Linked DNA regions of Homo sapiens: all the other regions are linked to region 6. A link is a loop called in an ENCODE intact Hi-C map of the cell type or tissue named here. Cell type or tissue: heart right ventricle. All regions are shown on one strand. Region 1 overlaps MPL (MPL proto-oncogene, thrombopoietin receptor). Region 2 has its middle 5.4 kb from the start of TIE1. Region 3 overlaps SZT2 (SZT2 subunit of KICSTOR complex). Region 4 overlaps TIE1 (tyrosine kinase with immunoglobulin like and EGF like domains 1). Region 5 holds the start of MED8-AS1 (MED8 antisense RNA 1). Region 6 overlaps CFAP57 (cilia and flagella associated protein 57). Region 7 overlaps SZT2 (SZT2 subunit of KICSTOR complex).

Region 1 (4,000 bases), 110 kb after region 6:
ATACATCCACATAACCATAACCAGGATCAAGATATAAATTATTTCCAGCACCTCAGAAGCTCCCAATGCTCCGACACATCCCCCGCCACCAAAGGTAATCACCATCCTGACATTACCATTGATTCATTTGGACTGTTGTTGAACTCTATAAAATGGAACCCTAAAGTATATCTTCCTCAAACTTACTTCTCTTCTGTGTCCTGTCTCTGACAATGGCACCGCTACTTACCCAGTACCCAAGCCTAGAAGCACCCTTGACTCTTCTTGCTCTTCCCTTATCCCTTCCCCTTACTCATCAACTAAGTTGATGGCAATAACGTACTAATAGTCCTCAAATTCCTACCAGGATTGCCTTAGACTCATCTGTGACCATCCAGCCGTGTCATCCATGCTTTTAGCACACTAAACTACTCTGTGGCACAAAACCAAGCATTAAATGCTTCTCTGGACTTCCGTGGTGCCTTGCACTAATTAATTGTTGTGATTATTTACCTGTTTGGATGTCTTTCTCATTAGATATGTAAGAGACGGTGTTTTATTGCTTTCTCCCCAGTGCCTAACCCAATGTTTGGAGTATCACACAGTTCATAAATGTTTGCTGCCTTCCTGCTTGTACACATGATGCTTGTACCCCAGCGCCTAACGCAAATCTGGCATCCTCTGCAGCATGAGTATTATTTGTGGCATGGTCTGTGTGGCTCTGAATATATCTGTTTCTGGGGGTGTCCATCGCCCGACCTGGAGTTGTGAGAACACCCGGTAGGGTGTGCGTGTACCGGGATCCCTGCCGAGGGTGTACCTGGGTGTTGGTGTTAGGATACGTAGCTCTCTGAGGTGAGGTCTGTGTCTCAGGAGGTGGGCCTGGCACGTTTCTCTCGGGCAGAGCGTGATCCCGTTAGGGAGAGGCTCTCGGTTAGGGCGCTCTATCCTGTTGCTGGGAAGCGTGTTTTCTGCCGGTGGGGCTCTTTGTGGGAATCTCCGACCGCCTGGGGATTCGGAGCTGCAGGATTTGGGTCAAACAGACGCTGGGCTATCGAAGCCCCGACGCCGGGCCACCGCACGCTTCTTTGCTCAGGTGCTGGAGCCGCCTCTCGGGGCCCGAGGAGGGACCCTGGAGCTGCGCCCGCGATCTCGCTACCGTTTACAGCTGCGCGCCAGGCTCAACGGCCCCACCTACCAAGGTCCCTGGAGCTCGTGGTCGGACCCAACTAGGGTGGAGACCGCCACCGAGACCGGTGAGGCAAGCCCCGGCCGCACCAAAGCCGCACAGCGCCTGCGCCAGGGACTGGGCGCCGGGTGCGAGTGGGGCGGGGCTCGGAGAGGGGCGAGGCGCGGGGCGCGGAGAGGGGCGGGGCCCTGACCTTGCGGGCCGACGGCTGCGCAGGTGCCCGCAGTGCCCAGGGGCGGCGAGGGGCGGGGCCAGAGTAGGGGCTGGCTGGATGAGGGCGGGGCTCCGGCCCGGGTGGGCCGAAGTCTGACCCTTTTTGTCTCCTAGCCTGGATCTCCTTGGTGACCGCTCTGCATCTAGTGCTGGGCCTCAGCGCCGTCCTGGGCCTGCTGCTGCTGAGGTGGCAGTTTCCTGCACACTACAGGTACCGCCCCCGCCAGGCAGGAGACTGGCGGTGGACCAGGTGGAGCCGAAGGCCTGTAAACAGGCATTCTTGGTTCGCTCTGTGACCCCAGATCTCCGTCCACCGCCCGTGCGCACCTACGGCTTCGCCACTTCCTGCACGTCACCTCTGGGACTCGCCGCGGCTCCTTACACTCTAACACGCCCACTATACCGCCCACCTCGAACAGCCCCGCCTCCTGCTGCTCACCTCGGCGACTAGGCCACCGTCCACCCTTCAGCCAAACTGCCCACTCCACCCCCATCCAATCTGCCGTCAGGTCCCACCTCCTAAACCTAGTCCAAACAATGGCCCCCTTTCTCTAGCCCTACAGACACGACCTGACTCACTGAAACAGAACCTCTTGCCCCTCCGATCTAGCCTCACACAGCCACCAGAATAATCTTTCTAAAATGCGCACATGAACCTATCAATTCCCTCCTTAAATCCTTTCAATAGCTCCCAGGATATAGTCCAGGCTCCCTATGATGACAAGCGAGGCTCTGCAAAATCGGCCCCTGCCAGCAAGCACTTCAGCCTGTTCTACCCTGTGCATCAGCCTTTCCAAACTGGTTTTCTCCACAAGTCAGGTTTTACTTCTCAGTGCCTTTGCACATAACGTCCGCTCTGCCTGAAATAGCCTCCCTGTCTCACTAAACCCATTCATCTGTAAATAACTTTCTTCACCAACTCTTAAGAAACCTTTCCTGACCCTCCCCCTTTTGGCCGCTGCTCTGTGCTCCAATACAGTACCAGTAGTGTTTTACTGTGTTTATTTCTTTATATATCTTCCCTATTATACCTTACTTGGTCATCTTTAAATCCTTAGCACAGTGCCTGCCAAAAAGCAGGCCCTTAAATAAATGTTATTAATGAGTGACTCATTTATGTGGGAAGACGAAGGCTGAGGAGAAATGCCATTGGAGGCTATAAACATGAAGGGTAGAATGCATCCCACCTCCATCCTTCATCTGCTGCTTCTTTAAGACTTAGCTCAGAAGTCATCTCCTCCAGATGGTGTCTTCTGATGGTCCTGGGCTGGTTCAGGTGCCACTCTCATGGGCTACCATCTCCCTCTGAACATACCTCTCTTTGAACTTTTAATCTGCCCATACGTATGAGCAGACTGAAAGGTAGCCTCCATGCAGGTAGCCAGATCCAACAAAAAAGTTGGAGAAGTAGGAGGAGGTGGTCTGCTGAGCCAGGCATACTCAGTTTCTTTTCCCCAATTTACCAGGTAAGTCACACCTTCTCCCCTGGAGAGATATGAGTGAGGTCACTGAAGCGGCCTGAAATGTTCTACTGACGTCCCTCCACATGGAAATATGAAGCTAAAGAATCCAGGTTCTGGCCGGGTGCGGTGGCTCACGCCTGTAATCCCAGCACTTTGGGAGGCCGAGGTGGGCAGATCACAAGGTCAGGAGATCAAGACCATCCTGGCTAACACAGTGAAACCCCATCTCTACTAAAAATACAAAAAAAATTAGCCAGGCATGGTGGTGGGCGCCTGTAGTCCCAGCTACTCAGGAGGCTGAGGCAGGAGAATGGTGTGAACCTGAGAGGCGGAGCTTGCAGTGAGCCAAGACCGCGCCACTGCACTCCAGCCTGGGCCACAGAGGGAGACTCCATCTCAAAAACAAAACAAAACAAAACAAAACAAAACAAAACAAAACAACAAAAAAATGGAGGCCCCTCCAATACATCTTAATCCATATTCTTCCCAGATAGACTACCCTCTCCAGTAACTTACTAATAAGCTCCACTGATTTTCTTCATTCATTCATTCAGCTAATTTACTGAGCACCTACTATGGGTCAGACACTATTCTACACCCTAGAAATACAGGAGTGAATAAATAGACAAACTCTCTTTTCTCGGGGACCATATGTTCTAGTGGGGTGAGACAGACAAAAAGAAATATACATAACAATGTAATAAATGTACAACAAGTCAAATACTATAAGGAAAAATGAAGTACAGCAGGAGATAGCCTGTCATGGGGAAAGGAAGCAGCACTACAGTGGTCCCCTCTTATCCACAGTTTCACTTTTTGTGGTTTCAGTTACACGCAGTCAATTAAGGTCTGAAAAAAATTACATGGAAAATTCCAGAAATAAACAATTCATGTATTTTAAATTGTAAGTAGCACGATGAAATCACTTGCCATGCCGCTCTGTCCCACCCGGGATGTAAATCATCCCTTTGTCCAGCATCTCCACGCTGTATATGCTCCCTGCCCCATAGTCACTTAGCAGCCATCTTGCTTATCAGATTGACTCGTTGAGGTATTGCAGAGCTGTGTTCAAGTAACCCTCATTTTAGTTAATAATGGCCCCAAAGTACAAGAGTAGTGATGTTGGCATATTGTTCTAATTGTTCTATTTTATTAG
Region 2 (4,000 bases), 57 kb after region 6:
AGATATCACACATGCATGGTGTAACGATGGCAGTCTATGAATCCCCTTGGTTATTATCTCTGGGGTAGCCAGGTCTCGCAAGAACAGAGCTCAGCAGGCCTGCCAGGGACTACCACACCCTCTCCTGAGGATGTCGTGTCCATGCAGCTGGCCAGAGGCCGTAGACCCACTGGACAGAGCTGCCCCACCACGCTGCCCCTCCCAGCCCTGCCTGCCTGGGCCCCAGCAATACCAACGGTCATCTCTGCCACATTCTTGCTTTCTCATGGGGGCCCTGTTAGAAACGGGAAGGGAGGAAAGCTGGTGCCCACCTGAGACCCCCAGCTCTGAGACTCCAGGGGTGTTGGAGCAGTTCCCATAGAGAAATCCTCTGGGGGCAGGCACCACTTAAGTCTGTAGGAGAGGTCTCTCCCCAGGGGAGCAGGAAGCCCACACCTGTGTGCTGGTGCCATAGTTCACTCCAACTCCCCAGTGGGAGCCAGTGTCCCTTCCTTAGGGTGCGGGCAAGGGTGGAGCTGGCAAAGCACCAATATGCCTTCAGGGAGAAAGGGCTAGGGAAAGAGGAGTTGAGACACTGCCTTCAAGCCTTTCCTCATCATCCCTGTGTCACCACGAAATAAATCATGCATCATGAGCACTAATGGACTTGTGTTGTCACTACCTCTTATCCTCAAAGTAAGATTGAAGCCAGGGGTGGTAGCACACACCTATAGTCCCAGCTACTCAGGAAGCTGAGGTGGGAGCATTGCTTGAGCCCAGGAGTTCGAGGCTGCAGTGAGCTATGATTGCGCCACTGCACTCCAGCCTGGGTAATAGAGCGAGACTCTGTCTCTAAAGTAATAGTAATAATAATAATAATAATAAATAAACAAAGTAAGATTGAACAACCAGAAAGCAGCCCCCATGTGTGGCTCCTGCAAAGAATGCGTGGCTGTGGCCCGAGCCAGCTTTGTCTCATAAAATGTGTTTTGTATGCTAAGTAGGCTGCTGTTGTTTGAGGCAGAAGAACAATGAGTCACTTGTGTCATGTGCTATTGGGTGTGCTATTCTTCTAGGATTTCAGAGTGACCTGAGCTAAAGCAAGGACCTGATGGAACTTAAAGGCAAGACATCCTTAAAATTCATGCCTGCCCATCTCTCCTGGTCAGCCCTTGCCTTTTAAAGGGCACCACTCCATCATCACACAGCACAGAGTTGAGCTCATTGTTTTCCAGAATAAAATTTCAGATGCATGCTGGATACAAAAGGATTGTTTTTCTTCAATCATTTTTAAGAGTTTGAAGGATGACATGCAGATGAAAGCAGCCTCCCTGGGTGTGCTGGCCTTCTTCCTGTCTAGGTAGTATAGTCTAACAGGCCTTGGGCATAGTTAAGCTCTCTGGCTGTGGATCAAACTGTCTGGGGTCAAAGCTGAACACCATCACTTAACTAACCTGAGGATGCATCTGTTTCCTCATCTGCAAAATGGGGATCATAATAATGACACCCGGCTGGGTGCGGTGGCTCACGCCTGTCATCCCAGCACTTTGGGAGGCCAAGGAGGGCGGATCACCTGAAGTCGGGAGTTCGAGACGAGCCTGAGCCCGACCAACATGGAGAAACCCCATATCTACTAAAAAAAAATACAAAATTAGCCTGTAATCCCAGCTACTCAGGAGGCTGACGCAGGAGAATGGCTTGGACCCAGGAGGTGGTGGTTGCAGTGAGCCGAGATTGTGCCATTGCACTCCAGCCTGGGTGACAGAGCGAGACTCCATCTCAAAATAACAATAATAATAATAATAATAATAGTGACACCCATCTCAAAAGGCTGAGAGTCCATGAGGTGTAGGCATCACCTTTTCCCGGCACCTGTAAACCCGTAGCAACTGTTAGCCATTATAATTGAGGTTTGTTGGTGTTCTAGCATAAGACTCTGCATTGCTGGGTAAATTCCATTCTGACCAAAGTGGGTAAAAGTTTGTTATGCTTTACTAAGTACACTCTGAGCTTCTAACTGCCTGAACCCTATGTGGGTGTTGATTTCAGTTTCTGACCTCACAGGACTCCTCTGGGCCAAATGGCCTTTGTCAAGCAGTTTCTATAAAAGGGACTTCTTTCAGAGCCTTGTTGAATTAACTGGGGCTTCCTTTAAATAAGGGCTTGTTTTTAGAAGCTTTCTTTTTCCAACAAGGAAAAGAACACAATGGATTCCAAGTAATCTCCAGTCCTCATCACAGCTTGTCACAAACACCTGGCACGTCTTTTCTGACTAGAGTGAAAACACACACACACACACACACACACACACACACACACACACACACACACACTAGCTTCAGGGACACAGCCTCAGCCTGATGCTCCAAAAGCATTTACTGCAAACTTCCTCTCACTACAGAGTTATTTCCTGGAAGAACAACAAAAACTGTTTTTGAATTGACAATGTGGCTTTAGTTGCTGCTGAAGTTAAGTGAAAGTACCAACCATTGTTACTATTAACCTAAACAAAATCTTAAAAGAATTACTTTCTTTTTCTTTTCTTTTTTTTGGACAACAACAAGAACAAGATATTTTTCCTTTCTTTGCTGATCAGTATGAAGAATGATTTATCAGTAAAGTCAATTTCAGGCAAAGGCAGAACTTAGGAATTGGGTTAAAGTGTTGCTTATTTCAACCAAAAGAAAACTTTCTAATTTGTTTGGGCAGCATTTACTTGGTTCTTCGAAAAGCAATTGTGACAAACAGTACAGAGAGTTAAGGCACTTATTGGCATATAAAAAGATGCCAGCATTTGGAGTTGCACATAACAAAGAAATATCTTAAATACTTTTCAAAATATTCTAGGAGCCAAGACACAAGGGCATGCTTCAGGAGAACACAGGAATGTAATTTGGGAGGAAAATTGCAACTACCCCTTCCCTTTAAAATCACTGAGCAAAACAAAGCAGCATTCTACTTCACATACTGACTTTACATAGTTTATATATAATAGTTTGACTTTAAGAAGCAAAGATGGGACTCTCACTGTTTATCTTTTATTTATTCTTTTTTATTTTTTGAGACAAAGTCTCACTCTGTCACCCAGGCTGGAGTGCAATGGCATGATCTCAGCTCACTGCAACCTCTGCCTCCTGGGTTCAAGCAATTCTTGTGCCTCAGCCTCCCAAGTAGCTGGGACTACAGGCGCGTGCTACCACATCTGGTTAATCTTTTTGTATTTTTAGTAGACATGGGGTTTCACTATGTTGGCCAGGGTGGTCTTGAACTCCTGGCCTCAGGCGATCTGCCTGCCTCGACCTCCCAAAGTGCTGGGATTACAGGCATGAGCCACTGTGCCGGGCCTCTCACTATTTTGAAAAATAATTGCATGGTCACCCATGTAACCCACCCCAGTCTGGCAAGTTTAATTGGGAGAGGTCTCCGTTACTTAGAAGAGTACCAATTTGACACTTTAATTCAGATAGCCCTGACTTCATTTTTGGGGAGCAACTTAGAGAGGTTCATTCTTTCCCCCCTGACTCATCCTCTGTTGATCCAGTCCCGAATTTCACCAGCTTTTTTATGCATAATTTGCATAACAATTTCACCCAAATGGATCTCAACTGAGCATCATTTCTGCAAGAAGACTATGGAGTTTGTCTATAGAGAAAATTAAATCAAATTCATAGACATTTTTAAGAGTCTGTCAAATGTTTCCACATGTATTTACATGTGGTCTAAAACCCTAAGGGCATTGTAAGAAGCCACACAAAAGACCCAAATGAATGTTCTAAGGGGCATAAAGCAGTTTGTTGTCTGAGCCACCTGTTAAGGGAAATGAGTGGAACTTGGAGAGTCAGGCTTTCCTGTCCCTCTTGATCATGACGGTCACTTGGAGAACAGTGAGTCCAACCCGCTGGGGTGGCCACAGGGGATGGACCTTTACTAACATAAAAGAAAAATTTTTTAAAAATTCTTTGAATGGTTTCCAAATGAGCACTCCCTCCAAAGTGGAACTTAATACCACAACAGATATTCA
Region 3 (4,000 bases), 170 kb after region 6:
GTAGAGACGGGGTTTTGCCATGTTGGCCAGGCTGGTCTTGAACTCCCGACCTCAGGTGATCTGCCAGCCTCGGCCTCCCAAAGTGCTAGGATTACAGGCGTGAGCCACCGTGCCCAGTGTGGGTCATTTTTTTTTTGAGGGCCATGTGAACTGTTGGTTATAATGCTGACCACACAGATAATTACAGGGCTTATCCAGCACTCAAGGAGGCTATCACAAGACACTCCTTTTGGAGAATGGCCAAGTCTGTTACTGGAATATCTGTTTATGACTTAGATAAGCATTGGCCCAGTTTCCCCTCATCTGCTTTTAACTACCCTTAACTCATTGGTAAAGGCTTTCCCTGAAACTGTCCGTGATGGCTGCATTGTCACCTTAGCTATCAAACTGGATTTGAGAGATAAGATATTGGGAACATGATCTAAGGGTCTGAAACATACAGCAACAAAATTGGTGCATACCTGGATCCCAGGGCAGGGATTGCCAGCCCTCTGCCCTAGTTTAAAGTGCTTTCCTAGTATAGCCGTTAGGACTATCAGTTGTGGGCTGCATCCCCAGATGGGGGCCAGGTTTTGCAGGCACTGATAGCCAAGGCAGGGAGAGCATGGATGTTAGGTAATCACTCAAAACTTGGTTCAGGTTGGCAAACACTTAATGAAGCCTGAGCTATACCAGGCCTGAGCAGGTCCTGAAGACACAGATGAATCAGACCTTGTCTTTCTCCTGATGTGAAGAGTTGAGATTTTAGTGGGGGAGATAAATATTAAAGGGAGGTAATTGTAGTTGAATGTGATAAGGGCACCGATAAGATGACTCAGGTGCTATGGGAGCACCAAGAGGGAGCACCCAACCAAGCATGGGGCCACAATAGAGAAGTCTTTCAGACAAAGCAGCATTTGTTTTTCATGTTTTTGAGACAGAGTCTTGCTCTGTTGCCCGGGCTAGAGTGCAGTGGTGCAACCTTGGCTCACTGCACCCTCCACCTCCTGGGTTCAAGCAATTCTCCTGCCTCAGCCTTTCAAGTAGCTGGGATTACAGGTGCCCACTACCACACCCGGCTAATTTTTGTTTTTTTTGTTTTTTTTGGTAGAGACAGGGTTTCACCATGTTGGCCAGGCTGCCCTCGAACTTCTGACCTCAAGTGATCCACCTGCCTCAGCCTCCCAAAGTGCTGGGATTACAGGCATGAGCTACTGTGCCTGGCCCAAAGCAGCATTTGAACTGAGTTTTGAAGAAAGAATTGAGGTTAACCATTCAAAGAAGGGGAAATGGACTTTTCTGACAGAGGGACCAGCAAAAGCAAATACATGGTACTATGAACCTGTACTCTCAATCACAGGTGTTTTAGGGAACTACATATTATTCAGTGTCAACAGAGTAAAATTTGAATGTGGAAAGGGATGGTAAAGAGGAGACTGTAGACATAAGTGGGAGCTGGTTATGAAAGGCCATGAATGTGACACTAAGGACTTTGTGCTTTATTCTATGGGGGAGTTCAGTGTGGAGGATAAGAGCACTGGATCTGGAATCACATTGCCTGTGTTTGCTTCCTGGCAGTACCACTTACTGGTTGTGTGTCCTTGAGCAAGTTACTTAACCTTTCTGTGCATCTGTGACCTTTTTCCAAAGGGGATATTAACATTGCTTATATCATATGGTGATTGAATTAATACATGTCAAGCACTTAGAACTGTGCTTGCCACATACAGAATGTGCAAATGTTAGCTATTAAAATAATTAGCCATAGGTAGCGGAGAACTACTGAAAATTTTAAACAGACAGTAACAGGATCACATGTCTACATTGGGAAGATCACAGTATTTTGTGGCTAATATGGAGGATGGATTTGGGGACAAAGTCTGGATGGGAGAATAGGCGAAGATTATTGTAGCATGGGAGAGAGGAGGAAGCCTGAATAAGGACAGCAGCTATAGGGAAGGAGAGGATTTCATCAGTTAAGCCCCAGGGCCACTTGGCCGCCCTGAGCCAGCCTTTTCATTTTCTCTGTGGCTCCCTCAAGATGTATCCTGGCTGGGCGCAGTGGCTCATGCCTGTAATCCTAGCACTTTGGGAAGCCAAGGCAGGTGAATCACATGAGGCCAAGCGTTTGAGACCAGCCTGGCCAATGTGGCAAAACCCTGTCTACTAAAAATACAACAACAACAACAAAAAAATTAGCTGGGCGTGATGGTGCATATCTGTAATCCCCGCTGCTTGGGAGGCCGAGTCATGAAAATTGCTTGAACCTGGGAGGCAGAGGTTGCCATGAGCCAAGATCACGCCACTGTACTCCAACCTGAGAAACAGAGTGAGACTCTGTCTCCAAAAAAAAAAACAAGATATATCCTGTTAAATCACAGCACAGCAGTGCGTGCCTGTAATCCCAGCTACTTGGGAGGCTGAGGTGAAAGAATTATTTGAGGCCAGGAGTTTGAGACTAGCCTGGGCCACAGAGTGAGAACCTGTCTCAAAAGAAAAAAGTTAATTCACATATATAATACATGTCCACAGAGATTTGAAAAATACATTAAAATATAAAGAAAAAACAAAACTCATCTATAATACAATACCCAGAAACAACAGGAGTTGTGCAAACAACAGTAGTTGTTTCTGGGTATCGTATTAAATTCTAACCTTTTTTTTTTTTTTTTTTTTTTTGAGACAGAATCTTGCTCTGTTACCCAGGCTGGAGTGCAGTGGCATGATCTGGGTTCACTGCAACCTCCACCTCCTGGGTTCAGGTGATTCTCCTGCCTCAGCCTCCCGAGTAGCTGGGACTACAGGCGCCCGCCACCACGCCCGGCTAATTTTTTGTATTTTTAGTAGAGACGGGGTTTCACAGTGTTGGCCAGGATGGTCTTGATCTCCTGACCTTGTGATCTGCCCGCCTCGGCCTCCCAAAGTGCTGGGATTACAGGCGTGAGCCACCACTCCTGGCTTAAATTCTAACATTTTATGGAACTTTCTTCTAATTTTGTGAGTGTGTCTTTATCCTCCCTCACCTCCATCTCTTTACCCAAAGAGAAAGGGAGAATCAAGAGGCTCATTCTAGACACGTGATTTTATGTCCTGTTTTTTGTTTTGTTTAAGAGACAGGGTCTCACTCTGTTGCCCAGGCTGGAGTGCAGAGGCATGATCATAGCTCAATGTAACCTTCAACTTCTGGGCTTAAGTGATCTCCCACCTCAGCCTGCCAAGTAGCTAGGACTACAGGTGCATGCCACCATACCTGACTAATTGTTTTAAATTTTTTTGTAGAGACAGGATCTTGTTATGTTGTCCAGGCTGGTCTCAAACTCTTGACTTCAAGTGATCCTCCCACCTCAGCCTCCCAAAGTACTGGGATTACAGGCATGAGCTGCTGTGCTTAGCCTGTCCTGCCTTTTTTTTATTTTTTTAACATATAGTATGGGCATTCTTGTGTGTCACTAAATATTCTTTGAAAATGTGATTTTTAATGTCCTGTTAACTTACTGTTTCATCATATCTTACCATATGTTTAGCCAGCCCCTACTTGGCCACTTGAGTTGTCTCAGTTTTCATTATTCTAAATAATATGAATAGGAACATCTTTCTCACCTTTTTATGGCTCCAGTTCTGCTCGTTTTCCTTCCCATGGGCCTGTAGAGTGAGACAATGTCCCACTTTCCCTTTTCTGGCTCGCCCGACCCACTTATCCAGTTGGGAACAGGGAGTAAAAAAGTAGTTGTTCCATGGGGTCAGGGTCCGAGAGAAGTGGGCATGTGGGGCAGGTTGTACGAGTGTGATGGGGAAAGAGGGGTGAGATCCTGAGGGCCACCGCAGGGACTGCTGGGTCTATATACAATTTTAGGATGGGGATACTTATTTATGTTTGAAGTAGAAGAAAAGGAGCCCATGGAGAAAGAATGAAGATATTAGAGAGACAAAAGGCTCAAGATTAGATGGACAGATTAGCTACAGGGAAAAAGAGAAGGAAGAGGAATCCTTGCTTCAGCACCTTGAAGGAAGAACAAAGACA
Region 4 (4,000 bases), 66 kb after region 6:
CAGGGGGTGTTCATAGGGTAATTGTGTTGGATTCACTCAGTTGTTCACTGGACAAACATTTATTGAGCACCAACAATATTCCAGGAGTTGTGCTAAGTGCTGGGCCATTAGTTGAGAGGCTGGCAACACCTAGTCTGTACAATGAGATTAAATGATGCCAGCCTCCTATGGTTGTTATGGGGTTTAAATGAGAAAATGATGCAGAGCAGTTGGCACAGTGCACTGTGCTTGGTAAGGATTTCTGAGTAGGTGGCAGCTGATTCCTTCAGTCTGCTGGTCAGCCGATTAGAACACAGAGGCTGCCTTTGAGTGGTTCATGGTCTAGTGCAGAACACAGGACAGGGGAAGAGGGCTAAACAGGGACAGACACAGGAGCTCTAGAGGAGCACTGAGGAGGAGTTCAGCTTACACTGCCTCAGGTAGGAGACAAAAAGGGAATCAAGGAAGATTTCACTAAGAGGGGTGGTCTTCATTCCAGGCAGCCAGAACATAAAAAATGCAAGTCTCAGAGGCATGGAGGTGCATGGGAGAGAAGGTGCCTGTTAGGAACACAACAGGAGGGATAGCGTGGGAGCATCACGGGGCTTAGGAGCACGAACATTATCCTGAGGGCAATAGGGAGCCATGGGAGGTCACAGGCAAGAAAGTCACAAGGTCAGGTTTGGTCTTAGATCACCGTGGAGGATGAGTTGCAGAAGGAGGGGCTGTGGCTGTTGGGATGGTCTAGGTGAGTAAGGATGAGGGCTGAACAAAGGCAGGCTGGGGGGGTGGGGATGAAGTCAAGAAGCGTTCAGGAAACAATGTGCAGAATTCTATGACTGATGAGGCAGGCAGCACAGTGCTCAGAGATGTGGACTTTAGAATCAGACAACCTGGCCCTGCCACTCACTAATTGTATGACCTTGGGCAAGTTACTTAACTTCTCTGAGCCTCCCTTTCCTGGCTATAAAACAGGGATAATAACATCCACCTCCCAGGATAGCTGGGATGGTAAAATGAAACAATATCAGTAAAGTGCCTGGTGCATAACTGGCAGCCAATAAACATTCATTATTATGACAATGGGAGTAGAGATGACTCCATAGTTTGTGTCTCAAGTGGCGGGTGCTGTCCAGTGAGTCAGGGAGCACTGGAGAGGAGCAGATTTGGGAAAAGCTGATGGAAATGCAGGTCCAAGCTGAAAGACCGTTCCCGAGTTACTGACTCAGAGGTGATGGTTAAAACTGGGGGAGTGGGCGAGCTTGCTCAAAGAAGCCAGTAGAATAATTACCATGATCCTCCTCTGTAACTGGAAAGAATATCCACTTCACTGGTTGTGAGGATCCAGTGGAAAATGGGGGTTGGTATGTGGTGGGCGGTCAGTAAATGCCAGCTTCGTTTGCTCATGGTAGCCTTTCAAACACTGATAAGCTAGGTGGCATTTAAACTAATGAACTGCTTGACAGTCAGCTACAAGAGACAGAGAAGGAAGGGCTTGGCTGGTGGAGGGGTTCTGGGTCCTGGAGCTAAGGCAGGCTCGCAGGCTCTCCACCGTCCAGACTGGACTCTGACTCCACCTGATCTCTCCTGCCTCAGCCTCACATTTTGTACTCCAGTCACACAAACCTGGAGAGCCCCCTCCACCTGCCACAATATTGCCACTGCAGGCCTCTGTCCAGGCTGTTCCCTCTGTCTAGGATGCCCTCTCCCTGCCCCTGATTTCTCTCCCTCCCCATTGTCCTCACGCCAATGTGCCCTGCTCCAACTGTACCTCCCAGGAAGCATCTCTTCATCTCCCTGAGCTCCCCCAGGCTGGAGCAGGGGTCCCTTCTCTGTGCTCAAAAGCACAGCGCCCTACATTTGGCAGCTGTGTTCATGCCTGTTCCTCCAACTAGGGCGTGAGCTCTTTGGAAGGCAAACAAAGACCAAGACCTACCTCGTGTCTGTGTCTGTCTGGGCTCCAGGCCTTGCCCTGGGGCTGCCCTCCCTGGCTCTGGGCCCAGCCCCAAGCTTAGCTCCATTTCTTTTTGTTTTTCTTTTTCTGGAGAATGGGGTCTTGCTATGTTGCCCTGGCTGATCTCAAACTCCTGTGCTCAAAGGATCCTCCCACCTCTGCCTCCTTAAGTGCTGGGATTCCAGGCGTGAGCCACCGCACCCAGCCCTAGCTCCATTTCTGTGCCACAACCTTCTGGCTGCAAAACTCAGCCTCTCCCACCTCAAATCCCAGCCCACCAGACATTTCTAGATCTCCATAGTGACAGAGAGGGGGACCCATGGGACACTTCTGTTCTGGCTGGCTCTCCTGGCCTGCACTCTCGTGGTGGAGGCAGGGAGAAGTGGCTCACAGCAACCTTTGCAGGGCAGTTTTAGAGACGAGTGGGGAAACAGGACTGATAGAAATAAAGTGAGGAAACGGAGACAGGGAGCATAGATCATTCTTTCCGAAAGCTGGGGCGAAAGGGAAGCCATCTGGCAGGAGAAGGGAGGGGACACGGCCAGAGAAGGATTCGTGGTTTTGTTTTTGTTCTTTTAGAATGAAGAGACTTGAGGGAAAGAGGCCAGTGCGCATGGAAGGGGAAAGGAGGGGGATGGGAATGCCTGATAAAGTGAGGCCTGTGGGGTCTGAAGAACCGGGCAGGGGAAGGAAGAGGGGTGAAGGTTGGAGACCCTCTTCTGAGTGGACGGTGGATCAGTAAGACCAGAGGGCTGGGGCTGGGGGCTCTGGGGCACTAGGGTTGGCTGGGACTACAATAGAGTCACTGGTGTCCTGGCCCCAGGCGCGGCGGTGGACCTGACGCTGCTGGCCAACCTGCGGCTCACGGACCCCCAGCGCTTCTTCCTGACTTGCGTGTCTGGGGAGGCCGGGGCGGGGAGGGGCTCGGACGCCTGGGGCCCGCCCCTGCTGCTGGAGAAGGACGACCGTATCGTGCGCACCCCGCCCGGGCCACCCCTGCGCCTGGCGCGCAACGGTTCGCACCAGGTCACGCTTCGCGGCTTCTCCAAGCCCTCGGACCTCGTGGGCGTCTTCTCCTGCGTGGGCGGTGCTGGGGCGCGGCGCACGCGCGTCATCTACGTGCACAACAGCCCTGGAGGTGAGTTAGGCAGGCGGGGGGATGGCGCGGGGAAAACCAGGCCGCTGACCCACCTTCCACCCCGCAGCCCACCTGCTTCCAGACAAGGTCACACACACTGTGAACAAAGGTGACACCGCTGTACTTTCTGCACGTGTGCACAAGGAGAAGCAGACAGACGTGATCTGGAAGAGCAACGGTAAAGAGGGGCATTTGAACTGGTGGGGAGGGTAGACCCATCGTTCTGAGGCCCCAACACTTTCATGACCCATGGGACCCTCAGCTTTGGCCCCTGACACACCCGACCTCCAGGGCCTCTCCTCTGTAGTGGACCAGGTCCCATGGGATGTGCCTGCACCCATCTTATCTGTAGTTCTGAGCTGCCTTCCTTCTGTACACAGAGGGCCAGGAGCCTGTGGTCAGCTGCCCCTTCCCTCTTAGCCCCAAATGAGCACGATGTTAAACCCTCATCTCTCCCCTGGGAGTTAGCAGGTGCTGTCACATAGCCCACCTGGCAGACCGCATCAGTCCCCCTGAGGAGGAAGAGAACTGGTAACATCATGCCCAACACAGGCAGGGCAGAGTCTAGCCTCTCCCAAAGATCTGTCCAGCCCAGATCCTTGATGCCCAAGACAGCCTCATGCTGAGGCCTGGGTAGACCCGTGGGATCTCAGTCCCAGGCCTGTCCTCCACCCTGACCCTTTGGCCACCCCATAGAAGGAAGCTGTTTTCCTATGTGGCCCCAAGATTCCTGCCTCAGTCCTCAGATTCACAACCCCTTGGCTGACTCTTGCATACCTGGGCTCCTGAGGGAGGAAGACCCTTCCCTTTGGCCAAGGGGGCTGCCTCCTGAGCTCTGGACCCCGTGAATTGACAGGAAATGTGAAGAGGCACAGGCAGACCTGGGTCTCTAGGCTCTCTGTTCAGCCCTGAGCAAAGAGGCAAGAAGC
Region 5 (4,000 bases), 150 kb after region 6:
CCACGATGTACTTAGGGAAGCTGCCATGTCCAAATGGCATGTGACTCATTGAGAGACCACAACAGGAACCCAAGAGCTGCCTCAGTGACACATGGAGCTCAAAAAAAAAGAGAAGTTAAAGGGAAGAAGAAAGGAACTTTGTCTTGTGGGACAAAACACATGCTGAAGTGATGGGGCACCATGGTCCCATCAGATGCGTTGGAGTTTGCCTTCTGTTCCAATCATAAAGCCCCATCTGCACAGTGGCAAGCCCTTTCCAAGGGTTAGTCCCCATGTGTTTGAGGTTTCCAGGCAAGAGCCACATCGAGCCTCCATAAGCAGGCACTGTGAACCCTCAAGACTGAACAGAAAAGGACCACATCCCCTGTTCCTACTCCTGGCCCAATGCTAAACTTCAGTAGGCTATTCCCCTAATTCTGGAGCAGATAGGAAAGGCAGATGGAAGAGAATGTACACTCCTTCGTAGTTCATCTGGACAGTAATCAGGAGCTGACCCAGGGTGGGCGTTTGGAAGGACTCAGCCTCCGTCCTGCCTGGTGCTGGGATCAGCTTACACAGCTCCTGTGTCCACAGGGCACAGAGAATACATTGTCCATAAGGAGGATTATTCTGTACAAGAAGCTCAGACAAAGGGAGAGGTTGTTTCCAGCTGCCTGGGGGAGGTGAGAGGGGGGTGGGAAAAGGGACCAGCCTTGCACTGGGGCATTCCTGCAGAGTTCAGCTTCTTCTCTGTGGCAGCACAACAGGAGGTGGGCAATTACACCCCCTCCAGCTCAATCCTAATGCTGGGACCCATTATGGAGTTCTAAGGAGCACTTGGCTACAACCTATCTATCTTGGCTGTTTCCCAAAAAACGACAGGGTTGAATGAGGTACACCAGCTAAGTAGGGCAGCAATAAACACCAGAAGGGGAACAGAATGGGGTGACTGGCACAATGAGCAAAAGAGAGGTTCAGCAATGACTGAATCCCAGGCTCAGGGCAGAGCTGGAGAGGGAGAGATCCTAGGCAATGGGCCTTATGCTGACATTGATTGGATAAGCTTCCGCCTTCAGCAGGATGAACTCTGTCCTGTAGTAAGCTCTTGACGTTTCACAGCTGCTGCTTCTTTCTCCATCCTAGACACAAACCTAGGAGACAATGGCCTAATCTCTTTCTCCAGGGGACCCAAGAATAGGAGAAAGCACGATCTCCAAGCAAAACAGGACAGTCAAAAACAGAGGAATGTTACCAGAGTAGGCCAATAGTCACCTTTTGCAAATCCTAAATCTGAGCCAGTAAATAGGTCATGTCCCCTTCTTCAAAGGAAAACTGTATATGTATTCCCTCCTGAGGGAATGAGTATGTTAGGGGTGGGAGATACATACTCTCTATTGAGGCATTTAATAGGCTGTATGGACCCCAAAGTGGGAGACACTACTGAGATTTGTGTACTCCAGATGATTTGAGGATGGGGGATAAAAACGACAGCATGTGCTCCTACGGTGATGAATGTAGAGGAGTCCCTCTAGAGGAAGGAGTGTTTGCTTAGGGGAACAAGATGTAGGTGACATCCTGCATATGTTCCTGTTGGGGCAAGAGGATATTTCCATTCTTGGATGACAAGGAATCCATTTTAATAGTATGGTGGGGATGAAGTCAGTATTTGCCTGGGACACAAAAAAACTTGGGGTTGGTGCCATTCAATAGGAGGGAATCTTTTGGTGGAGTAAAGGACAATAGTCACCAAAAGATGCTCCAGGAATTTCAGAGAAGCACAGCTCAAACTCTACCCAATATGCCAGTTAATACTGACATTTCCAGTGGGAAGGGAAGAGGTGAGAAGATAACACCTGAGTGGGCTGATGAGCCGGAACAGTTTAAGTGGGGGAAAGGTCTGGCATTGCCTTAGAGCTGGTGACCAGACTCCCCTACTGCTATGTATTGTGGTCAGTGAGCTTTGTGGATACCATTCCTCACCTTGATGGAATGGTAACAGATGTGACATCTGGGACCACTTTTCCAGTCCTTTGCTGCCACAGCCTGGCAGAACTTTGTTTGGCACTGAACAAATGCCAAAGTACCAGTGTGTGACAGAACAGAAAAAAGGCAGCTGGAAGGTATGAGCAGGAGGGAAGTTTCAGGATTTTTAGATCAAAGCTAATTAAAGATACGGAAACTTTTTTATGGAGAACAAATTAGAACTGCCTTGCAGCACTCTTGAAACTGCCCCTCTGATCCCTATGTAGTGCTCTCATAAATTACTGTCAGACAACCCTGAGCCAGTGAACATCAATTTAAATAACTTTATTCAGAGGAATCCTTTGGTCCACTTCTGCTGACTCAACCCCTGCCCATGCCAACAAAGGAGTACTAAGAAAGGCAGGTTAGCCTGAATGTCTAAATTCAATTTGTTCAACTTTATAAAAGCAGGCAAAGCTACTGGGGGTTGCCCCCTCCCACCATCATTCTGGTCCACCATTTGGGCCACAGGCTTAGGGAAATGAAGGAAAGTCGTTTTCTTTGAAGGAAATCCTGGCCAAAGTCGAGAAAGTGGGCACCATTATGAGGTCAACTAAACCCTGATGGCAGTGTGAAGTGCAATTCCCTTCTCCCTCCAAAATAAGAAACATGAATCCAGGGGAAGGGGCTTTTTCGTGTGCTAAGGAAAAACCCTTTCCCACATAGTCCTGCCTGGCAGAGCCACTTCCTGAGAAAGCCTCGTGTGTATAAGGTGGGGTAAAGGATAGGGGACTTTATGACTATTTGACAGGTAAAAGCCAAGTTGGCTCCTTAGAGGATGGAAAGGAGAGCAGGCCCAAGCTTCACCAGAGCTGCAGGTGGGCATTTTTTTTTCCTTCCTGGCCCAGAAGCTTCTTCACCTTGCGCCTTAGAGGGATAGCCAGAATGAAACCCAGGCAGGAGGGCCTGCAAAAACAGTGTGCCTCTAAGAACACAGAGGTTGCTACAGTTTCTGGCAGCACAAAATAAGCATAGCCTTATTTGATCTTGTGTCCATCAGCTCACCATTGACGTGAGGCAGTATCAGATTAGGGTAAGTTCTGGATCAAGGACTGTGGAGGGTGGTGGGGAGAAGGATCTGTAGAAACTATCATTTATTGAATACCCATTATTTCATATACTGTACTAAGTGCTTTACATTCATTTCCTCATTTTAATCCTCACAACAACCCTATGAGGTAGGTATTATCACCATTTACAAATGAGAAACAGGCTCAGAAAAATTAGGTCACTTGTCCAAGGTCACACAGCTAGTCAGTGGTGGAAGTGGGATTTGTCTGCTGCTGAAAGCCCATGTTCTTTTTATTGTACCCATCTAGGTGAGCCTTGAGCAAAAGGTAATTTCACTGCCCAACTCTGCAAAGAGCACCAGGGAGTCGAGGTTGCCAGCCACACTCACCGCTGGTAGGGATGCATGGAAGCCGACTTGATGTTGGTTTTTATTCCACTTGGCATTTTCCCTGAAAGGAACATTAAAAAAGTCATCTTAAGCAAGGTAAGACTTTCATGACAAATCAGAAATGTGGTACCTCAGGTTCCCTCTGTCACTTCCTTTATCATCTCAGAACCTCTGCGGCATCTGACCCTGTTTGACAGAGGTCAGAAGTATGATTCTTCACCCAGCTGTCTCCCTGAAGGTGTCCAGGAGGAAAGAAGTGACATGGGAGAATAGTCTGTTCATCCACTCCTAGAACAGATAGCTAAACCTGTGTGACTCCCATTTAACGTCACAGGTAAAAGAGTACTATGTTCTCTCATTGTTTTTCTTTTTTTATATCATAATAAGTGCAGAATCTCTCTTTAATTGTCCCTTTTCCTAGACAGCTTGGAGGAAATAACTCTTCTAGCTGCCTGCATCTAGACTGTTCTAAAAATGAGTAGGAGAGAAGGCAGGAAGCCAAGAGCAAGAGAGGCAGGATACAGAGAAAAGAATACATGTAGGACTGGAAAACTGGCCTGCGTGTCAATTCCTGATGCACCTACCAAATGGTCTTAAGAT
Region 6 (4,000 bases):
GAAAAGTTTTCAAAACCACTGTGCCGACCCTGGTTTACCCTGCTCCACCACTCCTCTGCCAGGAGACCTTGGGTAAATTCCTTAACTCAAGGAGCCACCTTGCCTATATGTAAAACAGGGAAGAAAACACCAACCTGAGAGTGGGGGGTTCCTGCAAGATTGAATGGGACAACCACATAAGGCACTAGGCACTGGCCTGGTACAGAATAAGTGCTAAAAAAAAAAAAAAAAAAAAAAAAAAAGGCAATTTCCAGCCGGGCGCAGTGGCTCACGCCTGTAATCCCAGCACTTTGGGAGGCCGAGGCGGGTGGATCGTGAGGTCAGGAGATCGAGATCATCCTGGCTAACACGGTGAAACCCCATATCTACTAAAAATACAAAAAAATTAGCCGGGCGTGTGGTGGGCACCTGTAGTCCCAGCTACTCTGGAGGCTGAGGCAGGAGAATGGCATGAACGTGGGAGGCAGAGCTTGCAGTGAGCCAAGATCGGGCCACTGCACTCCAGCCTGGGCGACAGAGCGAGACTCCATCCCCCCCCAAAAAAAAAAGGCAATTTCCATCCTCTTCATCCAAGCAAAGGACCTATCCAAGAACCAAGGTAGAAATCCAGTGGGAAAGCCTAGAAGCCCATCACAGGATGGGCCACGGGTGCCTGTGGACTGCAGGTGGCAGGGGTGGAGGGTGGAGGGTGGATGGCACAACTGATTCCAGACCCTCAGTTGGTGACCTTGGTGTGTGCTGGTCAGGAGCCAGCTGGACCTCATCTTCAGTTGCCATGGCCCTGGCACTTCAATCCAAAAAGGCTGAGGAAGGCCACAGCAAACATGGCATCTAAGAGTAACTCATTAGAAAATAACAGAAAATGAGGTCACTGTCTCATTTGTTTATTCAGACAGGAGCTCAGCCTCCCCACTCCATTCCTCAGCACACTGGCAGATATGAAAATAAGAGTTGCTATGAGATACAAACATCTAGGACATGCATTTTATTCATTCAGTACACATTTTTTGAGGGCTTCTTGTACAGCAAGCTCTGTGTCAGTCACTGAGGATTCCAAGATGAACGTGATAGTGTTCCTACTCTCAAGGAGTTAATCATTGGGAACCTGGACCAGATACAAATAATTACTGCTCAACTCATTGTATGCAGTGCTGTGGGCTCATCCTGGAAATGGGGTTCAGTGATGCCTTCAGGACTTGTGGAAGGTTTCTGGGGCAAGGGGCATTTGAGCTGAGCCTTGAAGGGTGAGTAGAGGTTGATCGTGGAACAAGTCAGGGAAGAGACTTCCAGGCTGTGGGAACAACCTGAGAAAAAGCAGAGAAGAGTGAGGCCTGTGAGGTGCTTGGAGACCCAAGAGTCCACGAGAAGAGAGTCCAAGTGGAGAAGAACCCACTGAAATGGTTGGTGGCTGAGGGTCATGTTGGAAAGGGCGTCCATGCCATGCCAAAAAGTACAGTTTGTCCTGTAAACAGGCTCCACCCAAGGTTTCTTAAGTAGGGGTGTCTTTGTTTTGAAAAGACAAAACACTCCATTGGCAAGGTGGGAAGACTGGTGGGGAAAGAGGCAGGTGGCAGAAAAACCCATTAGGAAATGACTGTCATGTTAAGGGTAGATGAGAAGTACTTGGAAAGGGGAAAGTTGTGGTGTCAAAAGGCATTTCAGAGTAGAAATGACAAATAGAAATGTCAGGTTAGACATGGGAGGAAGGTTGAAAGAACGGAGAAGGATTCCAGGATGGCTCATTTGTGCAGTTAGGCAGATGGTGAGCCCACTGACTGTGGGTTCCAGAAAGATGTCACTGATGCAAGGATTCCAAGTCCATGGAATAAATCTGTTGCCTGCTTTTTCCAGGCTGTGAGGTACTGCCATATTCTAAAGGCATCGACTCAGGCCATGCCATTAGGGGGTGCTGTAGGCATTCCCTTCTCTTCTCTGCTCAATACGGAGGTCGGAAAGACCTGCCAGGGTCATCAGTCAGTTCCAAAGGCCAAAGGCAGTCCTGGACAGCTTGGCAGAGCCCCTTTGCTTAGAAAGCTTTTTACATAAACAGTTTCACATCCCCCAAGACTTGGCACGTTGGTGGACCCCAGGTCAGATTTCCTCTGCAGCTGTGTAGACCTGGGTGGGGGTCTGGAGGATTGGAGGGGATTTTGGAAGTCAAACTGACAAGGGAGAGATCAGGAAGAGAAGGCTCGGCAAACCCATTGCATTCACATTTTTAATCCACAAAGCCATCCAAAGCAAAAACGGTCGACCTCAATGTGACCTCGGGACCCCTCGGAACACAGGCCACCCCAGAAAACATTTTGCAGGTAGCCCAACTTATACTTATTGGGAGTGTCCTTGGCCATCATACTATGTGAGATATTGGAATGGAGGTGACATAAATGTGAGGGGGGACAGCAGAGCCTGGAAAGCAGTAGTCACGGAGGAGCAGGGCTCTCTGGATGGAGGCACGACAGGGTTCAGACACCAGCTCTACCACTGAGATACGGCCTCAGTTTCCTCACAAGGTTGGTGTAAGGATGAACTGAGGGACTGTATGCATGCTGTTTGATACATTTGCAGTGATCCAATCAACCCTTGCAATTGTGGTTACTCTTATTATCGTTATCATCAAGCTCTTCCTGCCTTAGGTTCTGCTTGCCGCCTCCTGGCTCTGGGCCTGGAACACTCTTCTCCTCTGTCTCCCCTGGGGTTGCACACTGTCACACTGGGTTGGGCAGGGGCCCAACCATGCTTCAGCCTCTCATGGCAGCTCTGCAGTGGAGCCAAGCGGGACCTCCCATGCCTGGCACAGTGACCAGTATAAGCTTTCAGGAACTGGTTCTTAGATTACTTTTCTTACATGAATACGTGAATGAATGAATGAATGAATGAACAGAACAAGAGAGTCAGGCTGCACTGAGTGGTGGGCCTCAATCATACTCCAAAAAGGATCAAGCCCTGGAGACCCATTTAGGTAAGGGAGCATCATGAAGATGTCAGAGGTTGGCAGGGGGGTCAGGAACAGGCATTCACACCAACAGGTACCAGGAGCCAGAAATCCCAATCACAGTGACAGGGCTGTAGAGGGTGGAGGGGGTGGGGAGAAGCCAGGGCAGGGCTCCACTTGCCGGGGGGCCTTTACAGCAGAACAAGGGAGAACACTGAGAGCTGGTGACAAACCAGCAGGAAGGATGAACATCAGAATCAACTCAGACACAAAATCAATAGGACTCAGTGACAGAATGGATGGAGATGACCAAAAAGAGGAAGCAGCTAAAGATGCAAACTGTGAGAGAACTCGAATTGTGCTTTCAGTTTCTAGTGCTTATTCTGATGATTGTTATTGAGTTATTTAATGAGGATCAGGAGAAGTGAAGCTTAGCGAGGCCTACTGAAGGGAGAAATGGAGAGAGACCTCAAGCAAGCAAGCTTCCCCCTGTGGCTCTAAGACCTTCCCTTCTGTTCTGGTCTCTTTCACCTGTCCCTTATCCCTTGGTCTGTAACTTCCTTATTAGTAAGAATCTCATCTTATTCGGTTTGGTATCCACTGCATTAGTTATACATTTTCTCATCCATTTCACAAATATTTAATGAGCACCTCTAACATGCAAGGCAGGGTCCAAGGTCCATAACCCAATAAATATGTATTGAATTGATCATGTCATGATATAAAGTCTGCAAGGAGAAGGTCCATGGGAGGATCTAGCAGAGTTTTACCAGGCAGCATCTGGAAAGGAAATGCGGGAAACCTATCACTGTTATGAGACAATTTGGAACTGTAATGTTCCCCACCCTCCCTCCCAAACTGGGGAGACCGAAGAATGACAAGTCCAGCTTGGTGAGTAGATGAGTTTATTTAGGTCTTCCATGTGGGGCACTCCTGGGCAGCAGCAGGACAGCTCTAGAGACCTGCTTTGCCTCACATCGCTAAGCTGCTTTTAAGCTAATTTTCTGGCTCTTCACCTACTGTGTATGTGCCATGGGACTGTTTTCCTTAGTAGGTTTTCAGATA
Region 7 (4,000 bases), 180 kb after region 6:
AAAATGGGATTTTTTTTATCTTAAAAAAGATCTCAATAGACATTTCTCAAAAGAAGGCATACATATGGCAAACAGGTATATGAAAAAGTGTTCAATATCATTGATCATCAGAGAAATGCAAATGAAAACTGCAATGAGGTATCATTTCACCCCAGTTAAAATGGTTTTTATCCAAAAGACAGGCAATAACATGCTGGTGAGGATGTGGAGAAAAGGTAACGTTGTGCACTCTTGGTAGAAATGTAAATTAGTACAACCACTATGAAGAACAGTTTGGAGGTTCCTCAAAAAACAAAATAGGCTGGGCACGGTGCCTCATACCTGTAATCCCAGCACTTTGGGAGGCCGAGGTGGGAGTTTGAGACCAGCCTGGCCAACATGGTGAAACCTTGTCTCTACTAAAAATACAAAAATTAGCTGAGCGTGATGGCAGATGCCTGTAATCCCAGCTACTCGGGAGCCTGAGGCAGAGAATTGCTTGAATCTGGGAGGCAGAGATTGCAGTGAGCCGAGATAGTGTCACTGCACTCCAGCCTGGGTGACAGAGCAAGACTCCATCTCAAACAAAAAACAAAACAAAACAAAACTGAAAATAGAGCTACCATATGATCTAGCAATCCTCCCTCCTAGGTGTATACCCAAAAGAAAGGAAATCAGTATATGGAAGAGATATCTGCACTCCCATGTTTATTACAGCACTATTCACAATAGACAAGATCTGGAAGCAGCCTGAGTGTTCATTGACAGATGAATGGATAAAGAAAATGTGGTACATATATACAATGGAATACTATTCAGCCATAAAAAAGAATGAGATCCTGTCATTTGCAACAACATGGATGGAACTGGAGGACATTATGTTAAGTGAAATAAGCCAGGCACAGAAAGACAAACTTGGCATGTTATTTATTTGTGAGAGCTAAAAATTAAAACAATTGAACTAATGAAGATGGAGAGTGGAACGATGGTTACCAAAGGCTGGGAAGGGTAGCTGGGGGAGGTGGAAGGGGAGATGGTTAATGGGTACAAAAATAGAGTTAGAAAGAATGAATAAGATCTAGTACTTGATAGCACAGTAGACTGACTACAGTCAACAGTAATTTATTGTACATTTAAAAATAACTAAAAGAGTAAAATTGGATTGTTTGTAACACAAAAAATAGGATAAATGCCTGAGGTGGGTAGGCATGGTGACTCATGCCTGTAATCCCAGCACTTTGGGAGGCTGAGGTGGGTGGATCACTTGAGGCCAGGAGTTTGAGACCAGCCTGGCCAACATGGTGAAACCCCGTCTCTACTAAAAATACAAAAATTACCTGGGTGTGGTGGCCCATGCCTGTAATCCCAGCTGAGGAAGGCTGAGGCACAAGAATTGCTTGAACCCGGGAGGCGGAGGTTGCAGTGAGCCAAGATCGCACCTGCACTCTAGCCTGGGCGACAGAGCAAGGCTCTGTCTCAAAAAAACAAACAAACAAACAAAAAAAACTTGAAGTGGTGGATACCCCATTTACCATGATTTAATTGTTATACATTGTATTCCTGTATCAAAATATCTCATGTGCTCCATAAATATATACACCTTCTATGTACCCACAAAAATTTTTAAAAAAAAATTTTTTTTTATACAGTCTCACTCTGTAGCCCAGGCTGGAGTGCAGTGGCGTGATCTCTGCTCACTGCAACCTCTGCCTTCCAGGTCCCAGTTAAGCAATTCTCTTGCCTCCCAAGTAGCTGGGATTACAGGTGCCCACCACCATGCACAGCTAATTTTTGTAAAATTGAAAAGGTCCAGAATAGCCTCTGTGTGTACAGAAGGTAGGAGTCTCCATGGTGACAGCTGATCTTGGGCTGGTCAGTATGCTTAGAAATAAAAAAGCATTAAAAAGTATGAGAATAAAAAAGGCTTTGCCGGGCTGAGGAGGGGCAGCTCATAAGACATCCTGTAGGCCAAGGTAGAAGAAGCTATTAATAGAAGATCTTATAGTGCCCCCATGTGGGGGGTTGGGGAAGCCCAGTGTGGAGGACCCTAAGCAGAGGGAAGTTGTGACCCCAGATAAAGATGACTAATGACTAGGGACCTGGGCTGAGGACTGATGGAGATTGGATAAGGGGGAAATTGGCTGTGGAGTCATACCTTAGACCCTGGTTGGGTAGGAAGTCAGGATCGCCTAGATGGAGCTATGGAGAATAAACAGAGCAGAAGTGTAGTGGTCTGTGCCACCCTGACCGTCCTGTCTCAGTCTTTCCCATGTGCTTCTTAGGTGCTGGTACAGGGCTGCCTCTTGGACCCTTCCCAGCGGGAGGTGTTCCTGCAGCAGATATATGAGCAGCTCTGCCTCTTTGAGGATAAGGTGGCCACCATGCTGCAGCAGCAGTACGATCCCCAGAGCCAGGTATGTAAGAGAGAAAGTGGGCAGAGGCAACTTAGAAAGAGGAGCAGCTAAGGACAGAGGGCAGAGAGGAGGGATAGTCCAAATAGGGCAAAAAAGGGCTAAGAGCTGGGGCAAAATGAGACAAGGATAGGCATGCTCATGACACACTCCCTGTTGGAGCAGGACTCAGATATACTCCCCAAAACACAGATTCTTTCAGGGAAAAAATGTGAAATCCATTTGTTTGCATTTTTTTTTAGCCCCAGATCTCCTCCAGTGGATCTGAGAAGGTGATTATGCGTGGCTTTGACCTCTAGTTAGCATTTTGTACAATCAGGGATAAAGCTGCCTAGGCCCACTAGACTTCCCTGTCTCATCACTTTGGGTACCCCAGAAGTAGCCAGGCAAATGGCAGTCCTGTGTGCCTGATGACTGGTCATGTAATTTGATTGAGGTATAAAATATTTCATAACAGTGATGGAAAAATGTGGAAAGGGGCCCTTCTTGGCAAAAGATGGAGAAGCCCTACTTCAGTACAGTCTGAAGCTTCATCTGATGCCGAACTCCCTTCACCTCTGAGGTTCAGTATCTGAGCACACACAGGGAGGAAGCACAGTCAAGACTCAGCCGCATAGTAGGGGAATTGAGGTTCTCACAGGATTCGGCCTGTCTGGCCTGAGAAGTGCTGGGCTATAAATTCTGGCTTTGCTATGGATGGGGCAGCAATGCCATCTGCCCCATTCTGTCTTTTCTGTAACTTGGGGCAGGCAGAAGACCAGTCCCCAGACTCAGGGGACCTACTGGGCCGGAAGGTAGGCGTCTCCATGGTGACAGCTGATCTTGGGCTGGTCAGTATGATTCGTCAGGGCATCTTGGCACTGCAGTTACTACCCTCGAACTCTAGTGCAGGTCAGTAGAAGGAATATTGGTGGGACTGGGGAAGCAGGGATACAGGAAGGGTGGGGCTGACTGCTAACAAAGATAGCAGTTCCAGGGAATCAGTGGGCCCCAGGGAAGAGGATCTGTTTCCTTGTTTGCAAAATGTAAGTCTGTATTAGTGTGTATCAGGAACCCTCGACTCTGACAACCATCAGAGACCCTAGAAGGAGTAGAGCTCCAAGGATATCACTTAGGGGAGGTTATGATCTGGCATTCAAGAGGAAGAAGCAGGAGGGTAAGGGAGAAGGAAAGGTGTTTGAAGTTTATAAAACTTCACAGTTTATGAAACTGCCGACATTGGTGGGAAGACACTGAGCCGTTCAGGACCCTGTCAGTTGGGTGCCTCCCTGTGAGTTTGGTCTGGCCAGTGTCTCCAGGTCTGATCTGGTGTTTCCTGCTCCAGGGATTATCGTGATCACGGATGGGGTGACCAGTGTACCTGATGTTGCTGTCTGTGAGACACTGCTGAACCAGCTTCGCAGTGGCACTGTGGCTTGTTCCTTTGTCCAGGTGAGGACTTTTTAGGAAGGACGAGAGAGATATGGAATATCTCACACAAAGTTGGGATGGCTGATTACTTTCTTACAGGCAGTGATTTCCCAGATAAAGTCAATTACTTAGTTACATGGGGGGAAGGAGTCATATCTAGAAGGTAGGTAGCATCGTGGGAGAGGACTCTTATTTTTTTC

The links. Hi-C counts contacts between places; a loop is a spot of excess contacts. Peaks named below come from ENCODE experiments on the same cell type or tissue, not always from the same donor. Only the 100,000 strongest peaks of a DNase experiment are listed, where the experiment ranks them.
Region 1: a loop joins it to region 6, with 4 times the contacts of the local background. A loop is called at or near these places in 41 of 110 quality-filtered maps.
Region 2: it touches region 6 in a loop (3-fold over the local background); 25 of 110 quality-filtered maps call a loop at or near these places.
Region 3: a loop joins it to region 6, with 4 times the contacts of the local background. A loop is called at or near these places in 102 of 110 quality-filtered maps.
Region 4: it touches region 6 in a loop (6-fold over the local background); 22 of 110 quality-filtered maps call a loop at or near these places.
Region 5: a loop joins it to region 6, with 9 times the contacts of the local background. A loop is called at or near these places in 47 of 110 quality-filtered maps.
Region 7: a loop joins it to region 6, with 6 times the contacts of the local background. A loop is called at or near these places in 103 of 110 quality-filtered maps.

Annotation. Positions count from the first base shown.
Region 1 is chr1:43,347,768-43,351,767 of GRCh38, forward strand. MPL (MPL proto-oncogene, thrombopoietin receptor) reads left to right here. Exons shown (of 12, transcript NM_005373.3): 9 at 1,076-1,235; 10 at 1,496-1,592. Among named protein-coding and RNA genes, the nearest start is that of CDC20-DT, 8.9 kb to the right of the region's middle. RefSeq lists enhancers at 433-1,404, 1,405-2,375 and a silencer at 1,270-1,479. In heart right ventricle, CTCF peaks have their summits at 1,600 and 1,802 (motif pointing left); DNase peaks (open chromatin) are centred at 941, 1,324 and 1,774; H3K4me3 peaks cover 1,599 bases; H3K27ac peaks cover 2,989 bases.
Region 2 is chr1:43,293,573-43,297,572 of GRCh38, forward strand. No RefSeq gene overlaps it. Among named protein-coding and RNA genes, the nearest start is that of TIE1, 5.4 kb to the right of the region's middle. In heart right ventricle, no CTCF peak of the experiment used is centred here; a DNase peak (open chromatin) is centred at 2,279; H3K27ac peaks cover 3,891 bases.
Region 3 is chr1:43,405,193-43,409,192 of GRCh38, forward strand. The region is part of intron 4 of SZT2 (SZT2 subunit of KICSTOR complex); the gene reads left to right. Among named protein-coding and RNA genes, the nearest start is that of SZT2, 17 kb to the left of the region's middle. In heart right ventricle, no CTCF peak of the experiment used is centred here; no DNase peak of the experiment used is centred here.
Region 4 is chr1:43,302,095-43,306,094 of GRCh38, forward strand. TIE1 (tyrosine kinase with immunoglobulin like and EGF like domains 1) reads left to right here. Exons shown (of 23, transcript NM_005424.5): 2 at 2,757-3,071; 3 at 3,139-3,249. Among named protein-coding and RNA genes, the nearest start is that of TIE1, 3.1 kb to the left of the region's middle. In heart right ventricle, a CTCF peak has its summit at 2,287; no DNase peak of the experiment used is centred here; H3K4me3 peaks cover 3,416 bases; H3K27ac peaks cover 3,672 bases.
Region 5 is chr1:43,381,646-43,385,645 of GRCh38, forward strand. It overlaps MED8 (mediator complex subunit 8), which reads right to left. Exons shown (of 7, transcript NM_201542.5): 7 at 2,272-3,461. The coding sequence ends at 3,397. It overlaps MED8-AS1 (MED8 antisense RNA 1), which reads left to right and starts at 3,404. Exons shown (of 2, transcript XR_001738027.1): 1 at 3,404-3,496; 2 at 3,639-4,000. In heart right ventricle, a CTCF peak has its summit at 2,022; no DNase peak of the experiment used is centred here; H3K27ac peaks cover 1,240 bases.
Region 6 is chr1:43,236,376-43,240,375 of GRCh38, forward strand. All of the region lies in intron 21 of CFAP57 (cilia and flagella associated protein 57), which reads left to right. All of the region lies in intron 1 of LOC105378685 (a long non-coding RNA gene), which reads right to left. LOC124904164 (a long non-coding RNA gene) reads right to left here. Exons shown (of 2, transcript XR_007066042.1): 2 at 971-1,304. Among named protein-coding and RNA genes, the nearest start is that of TMEM125, 32 kb to the right of the region's middle. In heart right ventricle, a CTCF peak has its summit at 1,906 (motif pointing right); DNase peaks (open chromatin) are centred at 1,906 and 2,706; H3K27ac peaks cover 984 bases.
Region 7 is chr1:43,412,821-43,416,820 of GRCh38, forward strand. It overlaps SZT2 (SZT2 subunit of KICSTOR complex), which reads left to right. Exons shown (of 72, transcript NM_001365999.1): 5 at 2,262-2,393; 6 at 3,140-3,281; 7 at 3,715-3,821. Among named protein-coding and RNA genes, the nearest start is that of SZT2, 25 kb to the left of the region's middle. In heart right ventricle, a CTCF peak has its summit at 1,992 (motif pointing left); a DNase peak (open chromatin) is centred at 1,985; H3K27ac peaks cover 1,256 bases.